Linked DNA regions of Homo sapiens: region 1 is linked to region 2. Evidence: chromatin loops called from intact Hi-C (ENCODE). Cell type or tissue: mammary epithelial cell. All regions are shown on one strand. Links, peaks and the distances in the headings refer to the core of each region. The heading gives the core; the rest is flanking DNA.

Evidence for each region. Peaks named below come from ENCODE experiments on the same cell type or tissue, not always from the same donor. Only the 100,000 strongest peaks of a DNase experiment are listed, where the experiment ranks them.
Region 1: a loop joins it to region 2, with 4 times the contacts of the local background. A loop is called at or near these places in 6 of 110 quality-filtered maps.

Annotation. Positions count from the first base shown.
Region 1 is chr14:78,831,845-78,842,344 of GRCh38, forward strand. All of the region lies in intron 10 of NRXN3 (neurexin 3), which reads left to right. Among named protein-coding and RNA genes, the nearest start is that of NRXN3-AS2, 130 kb to the left of the region's middle. In mammary epithelial cell, for the core only: a CTCF peak has its summit at 5,186 (motif pointing left); a DNase peak (open chromatin) is centred at 5,167.
Region 2 is chr14:78,016,884-78,027,383 of GRCh38, forward strand. No RefSeq gene overlaps it. Among named protein-coding and RNA genes, the nearest start is that of NRXN3, 150 kb to the right of the region's middle. In mammary epithelial cell, for the core only: a CTCF peak has its summit at 5,297 (motif pointing right); no DNase peak of the experiment used is centred there.

The DNA of each region.
Region 1 (10,500 bases), core at 3,731-6,230, 810 kb after region 2:
TGCAAGATGGTTTTCTACCTCCATTGACCTTGAAATGAAAAATTCTTTCAAAATAAATATTTTACAAAATTATTTCTAAGTCGAAAAAGACTTAGTGTCTTGGTGTACAAGAGTGGGGTAATACCAGCATGTTTCTCAGTGGGGAGTGGGGTAAAAGAGGAGGACAAAAAGGTTAATTAATGCATAAAAGTGCCTAGATCAAAGGCAGGCACCACTGTAAGCAAAAGACATCTCCTTGAATATTTCCTACTAACTTTCAAAAACGAATGGAACTCAGCTGTGGTTTAAATAATAATAATGCAAGAGACAAATTCAAGAGCTTTGTCTCTTGAATCAAAAATGGTTGTCAAGTTTTCTGGTTGCATATACTTAAACCTGCCAAAGGTAATGATGGCTACTTCAAGAAGTCTGCCTAAGATGTTGATACAATCAACGACTCTGTTTAGTTGTTCTTGCCAAGAAAGAAAGAAATAATTCCAGATTCCAGGTGTTACTACTTAGCTGGATGTTTTACTTTATAAGGAGGCAGCAATTCATGAGAAACAGCTGTAATTACACAGCATTCAGGTATTTCATAATTAAACTAACAGCTGATTTTAAGGTGGCACATGGCATGAGATTTTGCAACTAGGCTAAGTAAGCATGAAAGTGTAGCTTAGTTCTCTTGCTGTCGGCTTTGGACAAATCCTCTCTGTGCCTTGGTGTACAAGAGTAGGCCAATACCAGCATGTTTCTCAGTGGGGAGTGGGGTAAAGGAGGAGGACAAGAGGGTTAATTAATGCATAAAAGTGCCTAGATCAAAGGCAGGCACCATTGTAAGCAAAAGACATCTCCTTGAATATTTCCTGCTAACTGTCAAAAACAAATGGAACTCAGCTGTGGTTTAAATAATAATAATGCCAAATACTGGAATCATAGAAAACTGAGTATTCTTATCGGTATCCCTGTGACTCAGTGATTTTGGTTCCTTAGAGAACTCATCTTGTTATGTAGGACTGAAGAGGAGCTTGGATGTCAGTTGGATAACATTGATCCTGTTGAAGCTGTACCAGGCACTGTGTAAAATACAAAAGTTGTAGAGTCATCTGCAGGTCTGGTATACATGGAATTTACAATCTAAGTTTCACGCATAAAACATCTTTCCGGGGAAGACATAAGCTATTGCCCTTGAAGATTTGTAACCTAGGGGTTGGAGATAGACTCCATGAGGCTGAGGCTCCTCTATTCCCCATGCTTCAGGAGAGTTGCTCAAGTTAGTCATGGCTGTGCCTTTGCTTGTCTCTCCCAAGTTCTATTTCTATTGCTTGGTAAGTAAAACAGCTTATTTTCAGGGTTCTTTAACAAATTCTGTAATTAGTACTCTAAAGTGTTCAGTGATCCTGACTGTGTTACTTTTCACTATTGCTTAAGATCTCATGTCTTTTGAGTGACCTCTTCCTTCAGGAACCCTTAGAGCCTTGGTTTTGTGAGCCCATAAATGCCAGGAAGCCTCCAAGATTTCTAGCTTTGTGAAGTTTACAGACCATTCATTTCCGCAGTCTCCTGTTGTCATCTCTAGGGGAATTGCAGTGTGTCCATCCACCCTTGAGGCATGGCAAGGTGAACATCCCTTGGACTGAAGACTGAATGCTTGGTTTTGTTCCCATACTTAATCTGAGAGATTCAAATAATTCTTTACTTTGCTGCTTTCCTAAGACTATTTTAATAAGAAAAGCATCAAAAGAACTTGGTCAAGATGGGGAATCTTGGGTCAGGAAAATTTGGAGACTTACTTGAAGAGAATATTTGAAAAAGATTCAAAGATTTTGAACTATCAGGGTAGAGGGAAATTGTTTCTGGTGGTTAAAATGGTAGGAAGTGGCTTTCAAATCTGAAAAAATCTAAATGTTTTTAAGGTGTTCCAGGCACTGTGGTTAACAATTTATATTCCTTTTCTTATTTAGTCCTCCCAACAACCCTGCCAAAGAGGTATTATTATTCCCCTTTGAAGTGAGGAATCTTAGTGCATTCAAAAACATTCATCTACTATTTATTGAGCACCCATATTTCTAAGTGCTGATAATGTAGTTGTGAACAAGACAGCTTATATTTTAGAGGAGACAGGTCATTAGCAACTCAACAAATAAGTAGCATAATTTTCCTAGGAAAATATGTTGTGCAGAAGGTAAGGCTAGGTTACAGGTCATGCCAATTGAAGGTGGGAACACAGTAGGTGGGTTTGCAGGACAGAAAGAATGTATGTATGGCTGGTGAGTGAACAAGGGAGGGGTGGTGGTGGGAAAAGATGCAAGGATCAGGCAGGGTCTTGCTGGCCAAGGTAAGGAGTTTGCATCTTATTCTAGGAGCGACAGGAAGCTTGAGGAAACATTTATAAATAAATGAGTGATGTGATTCCGTTATGTATTGCAAAGTTTCCTCCGGCAGCTGAGAGGTTGAATAATTTGTTCAAGGTGAGGTGGGCACAAAGAAGAAAGATGGAGGGGGATAAATGACTCACTTGGCACCTGGGTCCCTCTGCCTTGAAATCCCTTTCCTGAATACTGGTCTATTTTACTTGACTACTAGTATTAAGAGATTGGAAAGAAAGAATGCAAGTAATGGTCAGAGAGGCAAACCGACTTAAAAAGCTGAAGCAAAAAGTTGCATTATTTTAGGAAAATGAAGCAGGTTCATTCGTGCTAACTCCTGGGAAGCTGGCCTTTGAGTGGCTGGCTTGCGTGGCCCTTGCAGTGTTACCTGGCAACTAAGGTAACCAGGTGAGGAGGCTCCTTTTTAAACATACCACTGAGAACAAAGCTTCGTTTTTGGATACTCAGGTACAAGGAGGACTGATATGTTTGGGTCTCCTGAACTGTGTTCCTGAATTTCCTCTGCCTTCTTGCTAATAACCTGAATTGTGCAGATACTGCTGCGGCTACCAGCACACACCAGTGTTGAAAGCAGCAAGCTTTGGAAGGTTAAGGAGCAAGTTGTGCATGAAACACTTGACCCTGCCCTGCTAAATAAAGAACCGACATACAGCCTACAGTGGGAAGAAAAGAGAGAGAGGATGCTCCTTGAGAATTTTTTTTTGTGTTGCAGACTCTTCCCCTCCCCTTCCTCCTCCCAACCCACCCCCAGTCCATCTGTGATGCCTGAATTCTTTACAGGCTGTCTTGCTAAAGACATCCTAGCCTTAATCACCTTCTCTGTATTGTGTATCACTCCTGTATCTATCTACTTATGTCAGTTGTTTACCAGTTCCCTTCAGCTGTCTGCTTTTTATCATATTATTGATCAGTCAGTCTTGGGCGTCTTAGGTTGGAGGGGAGAGAGAGAGAACCGGCAAAGGGAAGCAGGAGTAGAGAATAGCGGTGGCGGACAATCAGTTAAGATGGTTCCAAAAATAGCTCAGCTCTGCTGATGACAGCTCTGCTTGCAGCCACCCCGTATGGGATTTACGCACTTCACTAAGATTCTCTGCTGAAACGGATTCGACCAGCTGCTCCTGCAGTTGGTGGTGGCTGGTGGCGGCGGTGGCAGCAGTGGGCTGGTTACATCTTCAGAGAAGGAATTGGAAGCGATAGGTTTGGGGCAAGGCAGGCTCCCACACAGGGACATGAGATTTATTATCAGAGGCTATTAGGACTCAGGTTGTGGGGCATCTGTGTTCTTTGTACACTATGCTCTGGGCACTTGGCATCCAGTTTCTTTTTGTCCCTATCTCTTTTGAATGAGATGAGGGAGTAAGTGATGAGAAATTGTTATATTTCTCACCCACTGTGTCTATTTTGTTGCTATTGCTCTAGTTTATTATATACATAGGCTTTTTTTCCCTACTGCACTTTCTGTTGGGAGACTCAGCTATGTACAGGTCCCAACTTTATAATTCTTTGGTCTTATCCAAGACTTTCATTTGTCAAAGAAACTCTGCAAAGTGGCTGGGTCTAAAAATGTAATATAAGTAAGTACAACATTGATAGAGGGCCCCTGTCCCTCAAAGACTCTAAGTCTATGCTATGTAGAAAATGCAGTGTTTCTTATCTAGTAAGGTGATCCTCTCTTAGAAAAAGAAATGATCTTGCACAGGCTCTCAGGCTTTTGTAATCAAGACTCCTTCCAGCCACAACACCTCTAATTACAGGGTTTTTGGCATCCTGATTGTCCCCCAATGTACTATGTGTAGGGGCACTGTGGGGGTGCCCTATAATTTGTCAAGCTTATTATCTTGCTCTGGCACACAGAATACACTGAATCAATTTTTAAGGTCTCTTTCAAAATGTGTCTACGTCATCTAAAACCCATAAATATTAAAATCATATGCACTAGAAACAGTTAAGATGTTTAAATTTTCCAGAACACAGAGACTTAGGAAACAGGCAAGACACAACATGAAAGCAAAAAAGGAAAGAGAATGTTACTTATTCTATTATCTGCCATGATGGGGAAAGGGGAGACAGAAAAACAACTTTCTCCTTATAAATCCCAGCTTTTGCTGCTGCCTTTACTATAAATATTGTTATTCAAAAGGTTTTCACCTCCTTCTTGGGAGGCTATTCAGTGAAGTATAAGATATAAAGAGCAATTTTATTGCCTAAATGAGAAGCTGGCCAAAGTGTAGTTTCCTCAGCTCCATGCTCAGAACATCTGATTCAGTAGGTTGAGTTGGGACTGATATACATTTTCATAAGCATGTGCAGTAATTCTGATGTAGCTCGTCTGTGGACCACAACTCAGGAACCCTAGTCTTTTAAATGTATATTTTTTTAATAACATGGTGCTCTAATTTGGAGCCCTCAGAAAGAAAGGAAAATAAAACAGCATAACCTGTGTCCTCCATGATAGTTTAGTGGGCTCTAGTATTAGTTTATTTCATGACATGTAATTGTTATTTTCATTTAATTTGCTGCACAATTACTTTTATGTATAATCCATGTTGAGATGTGAATAGGACAATTTACTTTATTTAAATACTTTCAGCATTGGCATACCTGAGGAGATAATAGACTATGAGTAGGGAAGACATGGGCTGATGTTCTACAGTGTTCCAGGGTCAGCCATTTTCTTGCTGCAAGCCGGAGAAGATCCACACTTCCTTCTATTCTATTGAGCCTTAGAGTGGCCACAAGGAGTATCAGTTGCTCCCTCCTTTGAAGGCTGGAGTCTGTGAAGGCAGTGTTCAAGTTCACTTGTTAACCCACATCGCCACCTACTGTCCACCCCCCATCCTTAATTAAGAAACTTTTGCCTGGGAGTTGGGCGGAGATTAGTGTGAGAGGCTACAGTATGAATGAAAAGTGAGATTGTGAATGCACCTCTATCGAGCCCTATTCAGAATGCTTGATTTGCAATAGTTTATTAAGAATTACAGCATTACTATCCTTAAATCTAAAGTCTCTCTCTCTTTCAGTCCAGAAGCAAATTACTTTTGGGTTAGAAATAGCAGCCAAGTTCCTGTTAAAATGAAAACAAACCTCTCTCCACCTTGTGTCTAAGGCCCTCTTTGTTGGCTTTAAAATGTTTATTGATTTGGGGATTTAATGTTGGATCCAACTGTGAATAGTGGCCACTTTGGGCCTGGTGAGTGATCCTGGAATTTGTCAAACAAGTTTATGGAAGGAAACCTGAAAATGCTTCACCCTAGTCCTTTGCCTCTTTATTTTTGTGGGTTTTTTTTTTTTCTCTTTGAGAATGTTTTCTATTTGAGTGGAGAATGCTCTCATATGGTACTTTTCTCTGATCCTTTTGGAAAGAGCAAGTGTCCTTTGAGAAATACTTGTTCTTGGTTGTTCCCTGCTCCCCACCCCCATGCCTGTCCCTGCCACTTCTAGAGCAGGTGGAAGTCGCCTGTGGGTTCTTCTGGTCTCAGGCTTTGACTGTTCCCCTCCACAAATTTGTTCTTAATTCGATTTTGTATTGAAGCACATCAGTTATTTGGGCTTCCATCTTTAGTGAAAAGCCACCTTTGCGTGTTGTTATGCCACATTACAGTGTTCCAGAAAACATATTGGTGTAGATGCAAAATCTTGCCTTCATAATTTTTAGCCTTATGTTGGATTAGAGAGCATATTTTCAAGTTGATCTCTTGGAACCTCAGCATGAATCTATATTAGAAGCCCAGAGAATGCTAAACAGAGTTTTCACTGAGCCATATTAGATAACAAATTATTTTACCTATAAATGAGATATTAATTATATAGATTAGATTTTTGTTATTAGATTATCAGCTATGGAGTGATCACCAAGGAGGATAAAATAGAAATAGTATAATCTTCTTTGCCCCCCTTTAACTCTACTATCTGTGGAATATACTGAACTTTTTACAACCAAGTCTTTAATGCTCTTTACTTTCCCTAGCAAATGTTCTTCCATTTAAAAAGTCTTTAAAATACTTCTTTATTTTAGCAGTGCTTCAGAAAATCTATCTTAGACCATTCTATGCTTTTAAATCTATGATAAGATTAATTAAGTAGGCTAACAACCTCACTTAAAAATATTACCTCGTTCTTGTAACATTAATTTCTACAGATTTTTTTATTGTGTAGAAGTAGATACATAGATATTCCTAGTAACTATAGTATAATATAAAATTAAAATCCTATGTGTTGAATCATTATGTTAATAATAGCTGCCATTTCTGGAGCACTGTGTCTTCCAGGCCTCTGGTAAACACTGTTGCATACATTATTTGTCTTAGTTCTCAAAATAATCTTGAGAGGTTTGTACTATTCTTTCCATCTTACAGATGCAGAAGTTGAGGCACATGAAGAGAATTCTTAGGATCCTAAATTTTCATAAATGCCTTCAGGGGAATTTGACAATCAATCTCCATTAGGATCACATTCTAGTAGTTTTGGCCAAGGAGAGTAAAGGAAAAGCTTGTCTTTCTTGCCTAGAAGTTTAAAGGTCAAATCCTCTCTCTAGCCATATTGCAATTCTGGGGACAGTTCCTATTGATTGGGCACTTCCATCTAATATGCTGTTCAACTGAGATTCTTTCTGGCCAAGAGCTGTGCAGGGGTAGGTGGCCTCAGAGAAGGAGCTGCTGGAAGGGAGAAAAAGGTGGCTTTGTCCAAAAGAGATGAAGCTCATAGGCATGCTGTGCTTCATACCCTCTACTAGCCTTGCTCATTTAGGTTATTTGCTGAAAACTATGCCTGTCTCAGGGAGAATAGTGGGTGCTGGAGATCCGTTGGTGAGTGGATGCTTTCTCTTCCCTCATATAGCTTAATTGTTAGTGCTAGAGACAGATACTAAAATAAATGTACTGGTGCAAAGTTAACAACTTGACTTCATAAGAGCCATAAGGGGAAATTTTAAATTGTGTGAAAATATATGACTAGAAGAGCTGCTCTATTCTGGGATGGCCATGGAGCATCACGAAAGGCTTTGCTGAGCACATTTGTGCTGGACTTAGAATGATGGCTAGGAGTTACTAGGCTAAGAAAGAGGGATGTGCCAAAGATCTTTAAGGAACTTAACATGAATGTGGCTGAGGAAAAGTGAGGGATGAGCTTAGAGAGTGTGGAAAGGGTCAGATAATGGAGGACACAGTCAGTCGTGATAAGGATTTTGCTTTTTTATCTTAAAAGCAATGGAGCTCATGTACTTTCCTCTTGATCTGCCCAAGTACTTCAGTCTTCTTTTCCCCTTTTATGCTTTTCATCTGTCCAAGCTCTTCAGCTGAGCTTTCCTCACTGATGACAGCACTATCTGGAGTGAAGGAGGTGCAGATCCTGAGATGGACTGCACACCCCTTGGGGCTGGATGGACAGACTACTCTTCGAGTGAGATAAGGGATGCAAGTGTAAAGGGCGAGTATGTTGCCTCACTCAATCACATGTTCACCACCCTCTCTGCCAACCTTTCTGCCTCCTGCTACACCCTGCCTAAGCCATGCTGACCAACCTTGTCACTCTGGCCTCACTGGAGCAAGAAAGTCTTAGAATGCTGGAGGGTTCCACAAGAATAAAAAGAGCCCACCACATCTGCATGCATAAACACTACACAGCTAGCTCTTGCTTATTTCTGAGTCCAGCAAATATTATTTGAGTGTTTTTACACATCACTGATCCAATAAGGAAAACTTGTATAAAGACTAATGTTTTTATGCTTCCTTTATAGAACATGAACACATTTGAGGTTTTGTTACTTATTCTGGAGCATTAATGCAAGATCCAAGAATATCAGCTTTAAGATTTGTTTTTCTATTCTCAGAATAGGTTTGAAACAGAGAGCAAAATACCTACCTGTATGCCTTCTTTAGTGACAGTTGTTTCTAAAATATCTGTCTTTCTTCTGAGAGAACTATTTGAGTAGTGAGAATTAAGTAGGAATGGACATAAAGAGATTATCATGAAGATGGTTTTATGATCATCACTGTCATTGCCATTGTCAAAGAGGCATTTATTAAATGCCAGATTTGATTTTAGCATTGTTTTAAGTTCTGTTACCTGAAGAGAATTCAAAATCACAGTCTTTGTCCTATGGGAATTTCAATCTATCAGGCAGCCTTGATTTAGAAACATTTGAAGAGGACATAAAGGTAACAAGAATGAAAAGAGATTGGATCAATATATAAAAACTGAAAGCATTTATATTACTTAGAAGTTAAAAGTCAAAACAAATCTAGAATACTGTTGGGATAGTCAGAATAGGTTAGGCTGTGTTGTGGTAACAAGCCAACCCCATACCTCAGGAGCTAGCAGAATGGAGTTTATTTCTCACTTCATACTTCATGCTCATCACAGGTTGGCAAGAGTATGCTTTGTGTCATCATTGTTAAGGGACCTAGACTGAGGGAGCCTTTACTATCCAGAATGTTGCTCGTCACCCTGGAAGCAGGAAGGAAATCAGGTGAATTCTGACTGGCTTTGAAAGGTTTCTATCCAGAAGTGACACTTTACTTTCACATTCGCTCCATTAGCCCAGGCAAGCCACACGGTAATGCATCACTCGAAGAGAATTAGTAAAACAGTAAAGAAACACTTCTGATCAAATTTAGTAATTATTCTAGCCACAGTAATCAGTCAATCTAATTAGATGATAATACTATTAGTACTTATCAGCAACAAAACATGTGCTAGGTATCAAATGCTTTGTTAAGCAATTCACACACATTACTACATTTAATCTTTACTGACTTATGAGGTGGGTTCTATCATTATCTCTATTTTCCACATGATGAAATTAAAACTGGGAGTCTTTAAGCAACATGCCTCAGGCCACACAGCTGGTATTTTGTAGAGCTACAATTAAAACCCACTTACTCCTAATTTAAGAGTCTGAGTGTTTTTTCAAGATTCCTATCATGTCACAGAAGTCCACTGACTTGTTTTGATCGAGCTGAGAAGAACAGACTAGAGTCACTTCTGACCTGGCCACTTAGAATTATTAAGAAGTGTCTCTGCTTTGCTAGAAATCTGTCTTTGGCTTTGTTGGTATTTAGAACCAGATGGATGATGATGATGATTATTATTATTATTGTAAACCGTCTTCCACTTGTTTTCTATTTCCTTTCTTTAAGGGTGTTAGTGAATAATTCTTTCTTTCACCCGGGTTCCTGGAGCTCCTTAAGAATTAACTTCCCAGGCTCTTTCATGTTTTTCTGGCACCATCTTGGATGATGAGGGCTTAGAACATTTTGTGACTATGCCCACTGTCTGGAAAGGCTTGTAGGTGAAGGATTCTTTAAGAAAACTCAGATACTTTTCTCAAATTCACTTATGATGATGTTTTCCCAAATCATTTTTTATCAATTCTATTTTTGGTTTCTCTCACTTATGAATTGTTTCTGTCTCCTTCATTTTGGAACATTTTTCTAGTTCATTGTTTTTTTGTTTTTTCACTCTCCCTCCAGTGTCTAGCAAAAGCCTAACACACATTACTTGGATATTCATATCTTAAAAATGAAAGAATAAATTAGTAAAGTGGTGGATTCAGAATTCTAGTTGTTTTTCAGCTCCTCTGCCTTGATTACCTCTCACCAAGATTTTAACGAAGAGTGCTATGTTAACAACTGAGCCACTTACTTTCTCCATTATTATATAATTTTAATAAGTTTGGTAGCATGTTTTCTCACCTGTAAAATGAGAATAATGATAGCACCCATCTTTCAGGGTTAGAATGAGGATTTGATAATTTCATGCTGCAAAGTACTTACGATACTGCCTGACACACAGAAAGTACTACCATAACAGCAACAACCTCTTTATCCTTTGCCTTGGGAATCAAATATTTTCTACAGATTTCACTTTTCAGGTTTTCTTTGTACACTGAATTGTACCTAAAATTTCTTGTGCCTCCTATAAGAGTTCATCCCGAGGAGATTGGTTGCATTATTACCATATATTTAGATATTTATTTCCTTTAATCTGGTCATTTATTATCAGGCAAAATTCACCCCCAATATTTCACATAGGTTCTTTTCTATTTTCCCGAAGTGTTGGCAGGTCTGAGAAATAAAGGGAAAGAGTACAAAAGAGAGAAATTTTAAAGCTGGGTGTCCGGGGGAGACATCAC
Region 2 (10,500 bases), core at 3,823-6,322:
ATTTGGATATATGATAGCTTCCACAAAACATGATAAAATCTTCTATAAATCAGCTCTTTCCCTAATTGTTGCCATCTCATGATGGTACCACCAGTCCTCTAGCAGCTCGGGCCAAAACAGTAGGAGTCATTCTTTATTCTTTTTTTTCTTTGTATCTCTCATCCAACTAATCAGGTTGTATCTATTTTATCTTCAAAACGTATCCCAAAATCTATCTACTTTTCTCCATCCCTACTATAGACCACTTTAGTCCATAATCCTATAAACTTTCCTCTGTCATTATAGATACTTCCTCTCTGTTTTCATTCTTGATCCAGTATAGTCAATTTTCAAAATGGCAGTCAGAATAATTTAAAAAACATTCCTTAGGTGGGAAACAAAAAGCTTAGACAACAAAATAAAAAATAGGTAAATTATACAAAAATTAAAACTGTGTTTTGTTTGTTTGTTTGAGACGGAGTCTTGCTCTGTTGCCCAAGCTGGAGTGTAGTGGCATGATCTTGGCTCACTGCAACCTCCACCTCCCAGGTTCAAGCGAGTCTCCTGCCTCAGCCTCCCAAGTTAGCTGGGACTACAGGTGCGTGGCACCACACCTGGCTAATTTTTTTATTTTTAGTAGAGACAGGGTTTCACCATGTTGGCCAGGCTGGTCTCGAACTCCTAACCTCAGGTGATCCTCCTGCCTCAGCCTCCCAAAGTGCTGGGATTATAAGTGTGAGCCATGGCACCTGGCCTAAAACTGTTAGTCATCAAAATAAACTGTCAACAGGGTGAAAACGCAACCCATGGAATGGGAAAAAATATTTGCAAACCATATATCTGATAAGGAGTTAATATCCAGAACATATAAATAACTCATACAACTCAAAAACAAAAAACCAACCTGATTAAAAAATGGGCAAAGGACTTGAATAGACATTTTTCCAAAGAAGATATACAAACAGTCAACAAGCACATAAAAAGCTGTCCAGCGTCACTAATCACTAGGGAAATACAATCAAAACCAGAGTGAGATACCATCTCACGCTCATTAGGATGGCTACGATAAAAAACCAACAACAACGGAAAATAACAAGTATTGTTGAGGATGTGGAGAAATTGGAACCCTTGTGAACTGCTGATGAGAATGTAAAATAGCCACTGTGGAAATCAGTCTGATCATTCCTCAAATAAATTAAAAGATAGATTCAGCAATTCAATTTCTGAGGATATACCCCAAATAATTGAGAGCAGGGATATGAACAGATAATTGTACACTCACATTCATAGCAACATCATTCATAATAGTCAAGAGGTGGAGGCAACCCAGGTGTTCGGTGAGAGGTGAATGGATAAACAAAGTGTGGTCTATACATCCAGTGGGATATTATTCAGCCTTGAAAAAGGAAGGACATTCTGTCACATGCTAAACATGGATGAACCTTGAAAACATTGTGAAATAAGCTGGTCACAAAAGGACAAATACTCTATGATTTCACTTATTTGAGATGCCTAGACTAGTAAAAATCACAGAGATGGAAAGTTAAAAGAGGATTGGGGGTGAAATGAGAATGAGGAGTTATTGTTTAATAGGTTACAGAGTTTCAGTTTTGCATGACAAAAAAAAAAGGTCTGCAGGTGGGTGATGGTGGTGGTTGCACAACACTGTGAAACGGCTTAATGCCATTGAACTGCACACTTAAAAATAGTTAAAATAGCAGATTTTGTTATGTATATTTTTACCACAGCTCAAAAAATAGCATAAAAAGTATTTCTCAAGGCATTTAAAATACATTGTAATATTTTCTTTTGAACTCGTCAACAATCTTGCAAAAAAGAAATGAATTCAAAGATTATGAAATAAATTATTGGCCTTTTATGGGCTTGCAAGGAACCATAACTGTTTTCAGACTATTATTCTAGATCCAGACCCTATTCTTTATTCAGAATATACTATAGCTAGTTAGCGCCTACTTATATTTAAATTATTTTCCCTGTCATATGAAGACTGACAATAGAAGTGTGCCTCATGGCTAATTAGTATTCCATTCTGAATATTTTGAGCTAAAACTTAGATTTTAAATTCCAAATTAAGTAATATTTGATATGTACAGTGGAATATATGTAAGTTATACATATATTAATATCTATAATATATGAATATATGCAAGTCATGAAAATATGTGTTATATAAGAATATACATTAGTCACAAGATATAATTATCTTCTAAAATGTAAGTCAGATCATTTCACTCCCTGATCAAAGCCTTCAAAGACTTCCAGTCTTAGTCCTTTCCCAGGTCTTTGGGCCCCGCAGGACCCTACTTGGCCTATCTTTCCAACCTCATCTCCTACTGTCTGTCTCCTGGTGCATTCTGCTCTGGCTATCTTGGCCTTCTTGTTTGTACTCAAACTTCCAAGTTGGTCCTGTCTCAGGGCCTTCATACTTGCCATCCCCTGGAATATTTTCCTTCTGAATATCTGAATATCTCATATCCTCCTCCAACTTGGTCTCTGCTCAAACGTCACTCCTCAGAGGGTCCTATCTTGACTGCTCTATCTAAAACAGACCCCTCCCTCCACTTCACACTCATCTCCCTCTACCTCCTTATTCTGCGTAACTTTCTTTTTGTACTTAAACTACACAAAGTTATATTACATACTTATCTCTCGTCTCCTTCTCATCCTTCATCTAACTTGTTTACCACAGTATCCCCAGCTCCAAGAAGAATGTCTGACACACTGATGACCTTCAATCAATGTTTTTGTTCAATGAATGAACTTAACAAGTGTTTATTGAATCCCTACTATGTGTCAGACACTGTGGAATTTGCTTTGGTGCCTGTGTGAAAGGTCATGCTATTGACTGAGACACTTTGGTTGTTTAGAGGGTTTGAGTTTGAGATACCTTGGGACTAGCAGGTGGAGATGGAGAAGGCAGTTGTTTTCCTGGCATGGAATTCAGGGGCTCTGAGAGATTGGTGAAGTATTAGTCCATTTTCACGCTGCTGATAAAGACACACCCGAAAATGGGAAATTTACAAAAGAAAGAGATTTAATTGGACTTATAGTTCCATGTGGCTGGAAACCTCACAATCATGGCAGAAGGCAAGGAGGAGCAAGTCATGTCTTACCTGGATGGCAGCAGGCAAAGAAAGGGAGAGCTTGTGCAGGGAAACTCCTTTTTTCCAAACTATCAGATCTCGTGAGACTTATTCACTATCATGAGAACAGCATGGAAAAGACTTGCCCCCATGATTCAATTACCTCCCACGGGGTTCCTCCCACAACACATGAGAATTCAAGATGAGATTTTGGTGGGGACACAGTCAAACCATATCAGATGGGAATGCATAATAGAACATAATAGAATTCTACACTGGGACTGACAACTGGTCTATCCATCCTGGGAGTCCATCTCGGATGGGCATTCAGGGGCATTGTAAGAAGAATGGTTATAGTGGTCCATAATAGGAACAGTAAGGTCCATCCTAAATGGAGCCTGTAGGTGATGTGGCTTTGGCAACTATGAGAACATCTCTGCTCCCAGAAACCACAGGCTTCTTCAGCTCCTTGGTGTTGGGAATTCCCTTAGAAGGGAAAGTGATTCACTTGGCCTCTAGAGAGAAATTAGGAAGACAGGCAGTCCCATGAGAAGGCCCCTTCACTTCAGGTTACAGAGACATCTAGACAACTCATACTGGAACTTTCCAGGACCCAGAATTGGGGGCTTTTGTCGGAGAGAGAATCTGAGGTCTAGGGCAAAGAGCAAGGGAAGTGGGAAGAAGGGCCCAGAAATTTCACATATAAATTTCCTAGATAAAAACTCCCCTTACATTTTTATGGTATTTTATTAAATATTGTATAAAAAGTCAGGTGCTCTTAAATTTAAATTCTACCTACTAATGACTTGTGGGATCTTTGGAAAATTTACTTCTGCAAATGTTCTCATTTGTGGGGTGCAGGTAATAATATAGTCCTTATGGGATTAAAGGAGATGGTGCACATAAAATGCTTAGCCCACTGCCAGCATGGACACATTCGGCCATTAGGCTCCTTCCCCATTTCCTTGACCTGATCTCATTTGAGCCTTATACAACTCTGGAAGATAGGTTTGGCAGCTATTGTTATCATTCCCATTTTACAGATTAAAAAACTGAGACCAGAGAGATTTATTCTCACTTTCTGAAAGTCAGAGCTTTAAAATAGGAGAGTTAGGATTTGAATTCAGGTCTTTGGTCCCATGTGGTCTTCTCACACCATGTTGTCCCCAGCTCCTTTCTGATGGTGTCAGAGGGTGTCATTTCTGGGGAAACGGAGTCTAATCACTTACTGCTTGGCCTGTACCTCGAAGCCGGGAAGATACTGCTACCTTTGCTTTGGTCATAATATACTTTCAGATAAAACATATAGAAGCAGAATATCTGAAAGCTGGCCAGGCATGGTGGCTCACGCCTTTAATCCCAGCACTTTGGGAGGCTGAGGTGGGCGGATCACCTGAGGTCAGGAGTGGGAGACCAGTTTGGCCAACATACTGAAATCTGTCTCTACTAAAAATACAAAAATTAGCGGGGCATGGTGGTGGGTGCCTGTAGTCCCAGCTACTGGGGAGGTTGAGGCAGGAGAATCACTTGAACCTGGTAGGTGGAGGTTGCAGTGAGCCGGGATCATGCCACTGCACTCCAGCCTGGGCAACAGAGTGAGACTCCATTTCACACACACACAAAAAGAATGTCTGAAAGCCAAACAATACACTTACATGTTATCAAGGGTATTCATCAAATTATATAAGCCCTAGTTACATCTTGCCTTTCAGATACCACATCTATTGCTCTATTTCTAGCACCCTAGAATGTCTTTAATTTCTCTTTTTGCCTTTACAGTTGAACACAGACTGGCTGGCTGGCTGGAGGAGCTGGGTGGCCAGTCAAGACTAATGATTCAACACTTTGGACAAGCCTGATGATATTCACCTTTGATTCCGTTGTCCTAAATTTGTAAGACTTTTTACCTTCTCACTTTCCTCTTTCTTTTCCCAGTTATTAAAAAAAATACAGCAAATTCAATACAATGTTAAGACAGTTGCCCAACTAAACATGGCTGTGCCGACAAGGATAGTGATCTTGTTGAATTTAATTGTCGAGTGGAGGCAGGGTCATCTTGTCATGGCTCAACTGAGTCTGCTAATTTCCAAGGCCTAAAAGGGGCCATGGGTGACAGTAGCATAGGGCAGTGAAGGTTGTGCAAAATTGCCCTGTAGTAGGTGTGACTTGGGTCATGAACTGTTGGTCCTAAACTCGTGTCTTGCCAGGAGGTGGCGCCCTTTCTCTGCCCAGTTGGTTGTGGCTCTTCATTACTGTGGGGAGGGAAAATGATGCGCTTCCTGTAGCTTGGGCAGCCATTTCAGAGGCTCTCAGATGCAGTGAACTGTGTTTCTTTCTTCTGAACAGTTACACAATTCCCGTAATGAGGGAAATTGCATGGGAATTCACTTCTTCAGCTGTCAGAGCCACTTCTCTGCCCAGGGTTAGGCTTGCTTCTCTCTTCCCTTTAGAGGTGCCGCTACCACCTCTATTTCTTTGAGTTTCTCTCCCCTTAGGATAAGCCGTGGGTTCCAGGAGAATAATCGTAACAGGATTATAATGAGGGTAGAATGGAAATGAAAAAAGAGGACAGGATGGCTGAGGGGGCTGCTTTTGGCAGTGCTTGCTTCTCTCTCTCCCTATTAGGAGCAGCTCTTCTGCCCTTATTCCTGGAGTAACAAAGTTGTCCTGTATTTCCACACACACAGCTCAATCCCCGCCAATGGCAATGGGAGTTGGAATCGCCTTGGGCTGCTAATTACCCTAAGCCCCTTTTGTTTTAGATGGATTGTGGGGAATCCAAGGTCTGAACTAAGAAGAAAGAGAAAGGGAAAAGAGAAAGAAAAACGGCTGGGTGCAGTGGCTCATGCTTGTATTCCTAACACTTTGGGAGGCCAGGGCAGGTAGATCACTTGAGCTCACGAGTTCGAGACCAGCCTGGGCAACATGGCGAGATTCTCATCTCTACAAAAAATATAAAAATTAGCTGGACATGGTGGTACAAACCTGTAATCCCAGCTACTCGGGGGCTGAGGTGGGAGAATCGCTGGAACCCAGGAGGCTGAGGTTGCAATGAGCTGAGATTGTGCCATTGCACTCCAGCCTCAGTGATAGAGTGAGACTCTGTCTCTCAGAAAAGAAAAGGAGGAAGAAAGGGGGAAGAGAAATGAAAATTAGAGAAGAAAATGTGGGAGAAAAAGACAGCCAAATAGTCATCAAAAAGAAAAAGGGACAGAGAGAGACATAGAGAAAGACAGAAAGAGACACGGGAGACCAAATGAGACATACACATGAGAGGGCCATTGATCTGGGGGAAGAACATTGGGTTTGCTTTTCATCTCATCTGCATCAAGCTCTGTGAAGTTGGAAAAGTCACGTGACTGTTCTGATCCTCAGTGTCCCCATATGAAAAATGGGAATAATTACACTTCACACCACTGTGATGTGGGCCAAATGGACCATATGGAGGAGATCTTTTGTAAGTGATCAAGTTCTAGTTAAATGATGTTACTTGATATCAACCAGACTTGAAGAGAGAGGATGTGTCCTGGCCCATGCTGAACCCTAGGGGTGGGGCATAGGTGCCCTCGGTAATCCAGGGAGAAGACCCCTGTCTTCTGCACCGCAATCCTATTTTCTCAGAAGATTTTTTAAGAGGGAAAGTTTCCTTGCCTCCAGCTCCTGGAAAGAGAGGCCTCCCCTGCCCTGGGTAGCAGTGGGGGTGGGTGGGTAGAGGTGCTTCTAGATTACTCTCTTCAAGAAATAACAGTTATAGCTAACATTTTATTAAGCTTACTATGTGCTAGGTGCTTTCCTAAGTGCGCTTTGTGGATTAACATTAAACCTCATAATGAAGTAGGTACTATTAATAGCTTCATTTTACAGATGTGGAAACTAAAGCAAAGAGAGATAAAAGGAAATTGCCTAAGGTCACACAAGAAGTGGCAGAGGAGATGAAAACCCAGGCCATCTGTTGCCAAGTCGCTCGTCCTAATCACTGTGCTATACTGCCTCTCCAGTTAGGCCCATGTCCCTCACTTTTCCATGTTCTGAGCAGGAAGCAGGAGGCTGCCTGCTGATCTGTTTTTTTTTTTTTTTGAGACAGGGTCTCACTCTGTCACCTGGGCTGGAGTACAGTGGCACAATCTTGGCTCATGGCAATGTCCGCCTCCTGGGTTCAAGTGATTCTCTTGCCTCAGGCTCCCAAGTAGCTGGGATTACAGGCATGCAACACCGCACCCGGCTAATTTTTGTACTTTTAGTAGAGACAGGGTTTCACCACGTTGGCCAGGCTGGTCTTGAACTCCTGACCTCAGGTGATCTGCCTGCCTTGGCCTCCCAAAGTGCTGGGATTACAGGCATGAGCCACTGTGCCTGGCCTCTGATCTGTTTCAATGGTGGGTCAGTCAGGGTTCTACTAGAGAAACAGAGGAAGGAGGATACACGAACCTCGTGACACCCCTGCTCCCTGCTGCTGCCTGCCTCCGCGTTTGCGCACATGCTCATACACACACGAATATCCATGTTGATTTCTCTATATCTTTCTGTTTCCAAGGAATTGGCTTACATAATTGTATTAATAGGTTCTGACTGAACAATCCCAAATCATGTAGGGCAGGTGGGCAGGCTGGAAGACTCTCAGGTGGAAGCTGTGCTGCAGGCTATAGGTGGAATTTCTTCTTCCTTGAGGACACTTCAGTTTTGCTGTCAGGACTTTCAACAGATTAGATGAAGCTCACCCATGTAATCAAGGCCAATCTTCTTTACTTAAAGTTGCCTGATCAGAGGTGTTAACTATTATATATCTACAAAATACCTTCACAGCGATATTTAGCCTGATCAGAGGTGTTAACTATTATATATCTACAAAATACCTTCACAGCAATATTTAGATTAGTGTTTGATTGGATAACCGAGTACTCCTACCTGTGTAAGTTGATACATAAAACTAACCACCATGATGGGAAGGGGAGAGTAAGAAAGGGGAAGGGCAAAATACCAGGAGTGGGCAGGCAATTTACTTCTTAGAATTTAATAGACTGAAAATATGTTCCTGCCCCTCTACAGACATGACTGACAGTGAGAACAGTCACATCACATAATTCACAAGGGAGTTCCTTGGAAATGCTTCACTATGAAATTGTGCACGAGAAGCTGTTCTATGGGCAGCTCTGCAAACTAGGTCTTCTGTTTGAGATTCATAATGCACATCACCACATTGAAAGCTCTGAGAAATCCCACAGCAAAGAAACTTGTTTATAGTTTCTAATTAGGCTTTTCCCAAACTCATTTGACCACGAAACCTTTCCTTTCTTTTCCCATGTAACATCCATCAACAGAGCATGCTTAGGCTAAGGCTGGCTTAATCTCCTCTCCCTAAAGCAATAGACCCAGTTCACCGGGATACTGCTGAGGCTTCACTGATAACATAAAAAGAACAATGCTTTCAATCATTCCTTACACATAAATGCTTCCTGCTTTCCTGGTGTTCATGGAAAGTACAAGATTGGCTGACACTAGAAAGTAGAATTCTGTGGCTTTTGTCTTGTGCATATTAAAGAAAAAAAACCCTTTTAAGAGATGAAGAATTCAAAACTATTTTCATCACATTTTGGAGCAAAATGGTCTCTAGGAAAGAGGTACTTTGCATATCACATGACATACTGCCAGCAGGTACCCTCAGGGGCATCAGAACCCTGTGGGAAAGATTAATCTTGCACACTTGGGAGCTGGTACCCCAGAGAGCAGGAAGCATTGATGCTAGTGACTGTGCCATTGATCTCATCAAACAACAAATTCTTCAGTTCATTCTCGAGTGTCTACTGGGAGCTAGGGCACAGTGAGTGCGTGTGTGTGTGTGTGTGTGTGTGTGTGTGTGTGTGTGTGTGTGTGTTGGGGGAGGAGGGGGTAGGCATGCACACAGGAATAAATAGCTAATGGTTTAAGTTAATGGACAATTTTTGTTAGGAGTTGATTTAGTAACACAGACCCCTGTGATGATAAATCTTATGTGTCAGCTTGACTGGGCCATGGAATATTCAGATGTTTGGTTAGACATTATTCTGGATGAGTCCCTCTGTGAAGGCGTTTCTGGAGGAGATGAACCTCTGAATTGGTAAACTGAATAAAGCAGATGGCCCTCTCCAATGTGGGTAGGCATCCTCCAATCCATTGAAGGGATGAACAGAATGAAAGGCTGAGGAAGAGAGGATCTGCTCTCTGTCTTGGAGCTGGGGCATGGGTTTTCTCCTGCATTTGGACTTGGGCTCAGATTTAGATTGGAACTTACACAATTATCTCTGCTAGTTCTCAGGCCTTTGGGCTTGGACTAAAACTTCCACTGTTGGCTCTCCTCGTTCCTGGGCCTTTGGATTTGTGCTAGAACTACCTTATCAGCTCTCCTGGGTCTCCAGCTTGCCGATACAGATCTTGGGACTTCTCAGCCTTCGTAACCAAGTAAGACAATATACATACCTATCCCCTGTTGGTTCTGTTTCTCTGAAGAACCCAGACTAATATAACCCCTCAAATAATAGTGTCTTAAATAGGACAAGGGCTTATTTCTCTCTCATGGAATAGCAATAGTCTGCTGCTAGGCAGACCAGAGCTGGAACAGAGCTCTAAGGTACAAGAAACCCATGTTTGGCCATTTCTAAGGCATTTCTTTCATCTGCATCATACAGAATACCTCAATACCATGTCCTTATTTCAGGCAGGAAGGAGGAGGAAATGGTGTCAAGAAGGGCATGTTCCCTCCCTTTAAGGACACAACTCAAAAGTTTTATTTATCACCTACTATACATCTCATTGGCCAGAACTTGGTCATATGGCCACATATAGCTTCAAGGAGGGGAGGCTGAGAAATGTAATCCCTATTCCAGGTGGCCATGAAACCCAGCCAAAAAACACAGGGTTCCTGTTATTCTGGAGAATGGGACAGTAGATTTTTGGGGACAGCTAACCCTGTCTTCCACAGGGTTATATAAAATGTAAAAAGATATTTATTAAGCCTGGACTGTTTCTAAGCAAGGGTGTACCACAAGCCTTTAGTTCTAGGGATTGGACTAGGGATTTAGATTCCAAGGGCTAAAAACCATGAGATGACATTTACACCTCTGAATGGATAGGAACCATCCCAGACTAAACATTTGAGATTGATACTCCTGACTGTTCCCAAAGTACCCCAAAACTTTTATTTTTAACGGCAACTTAACTTATTGCATTATAATTACTTCTGAGTGTGGATGTGCCTGCCTCCCCAATTATACTGTGCTCCTTTAGGGCGGGGACTCTGTTCTGCGTCTGACTCATGGTAGGCACTCAGTAAACACTGGCTGAATCCCAGGTGGGAAATTGTCATCTGGAAGAGTTGATTTGTAGGATGTTCTTGACACCCACTCCCATTCCCACTTCCACCTCCAAATGGTCCTGAACTCTG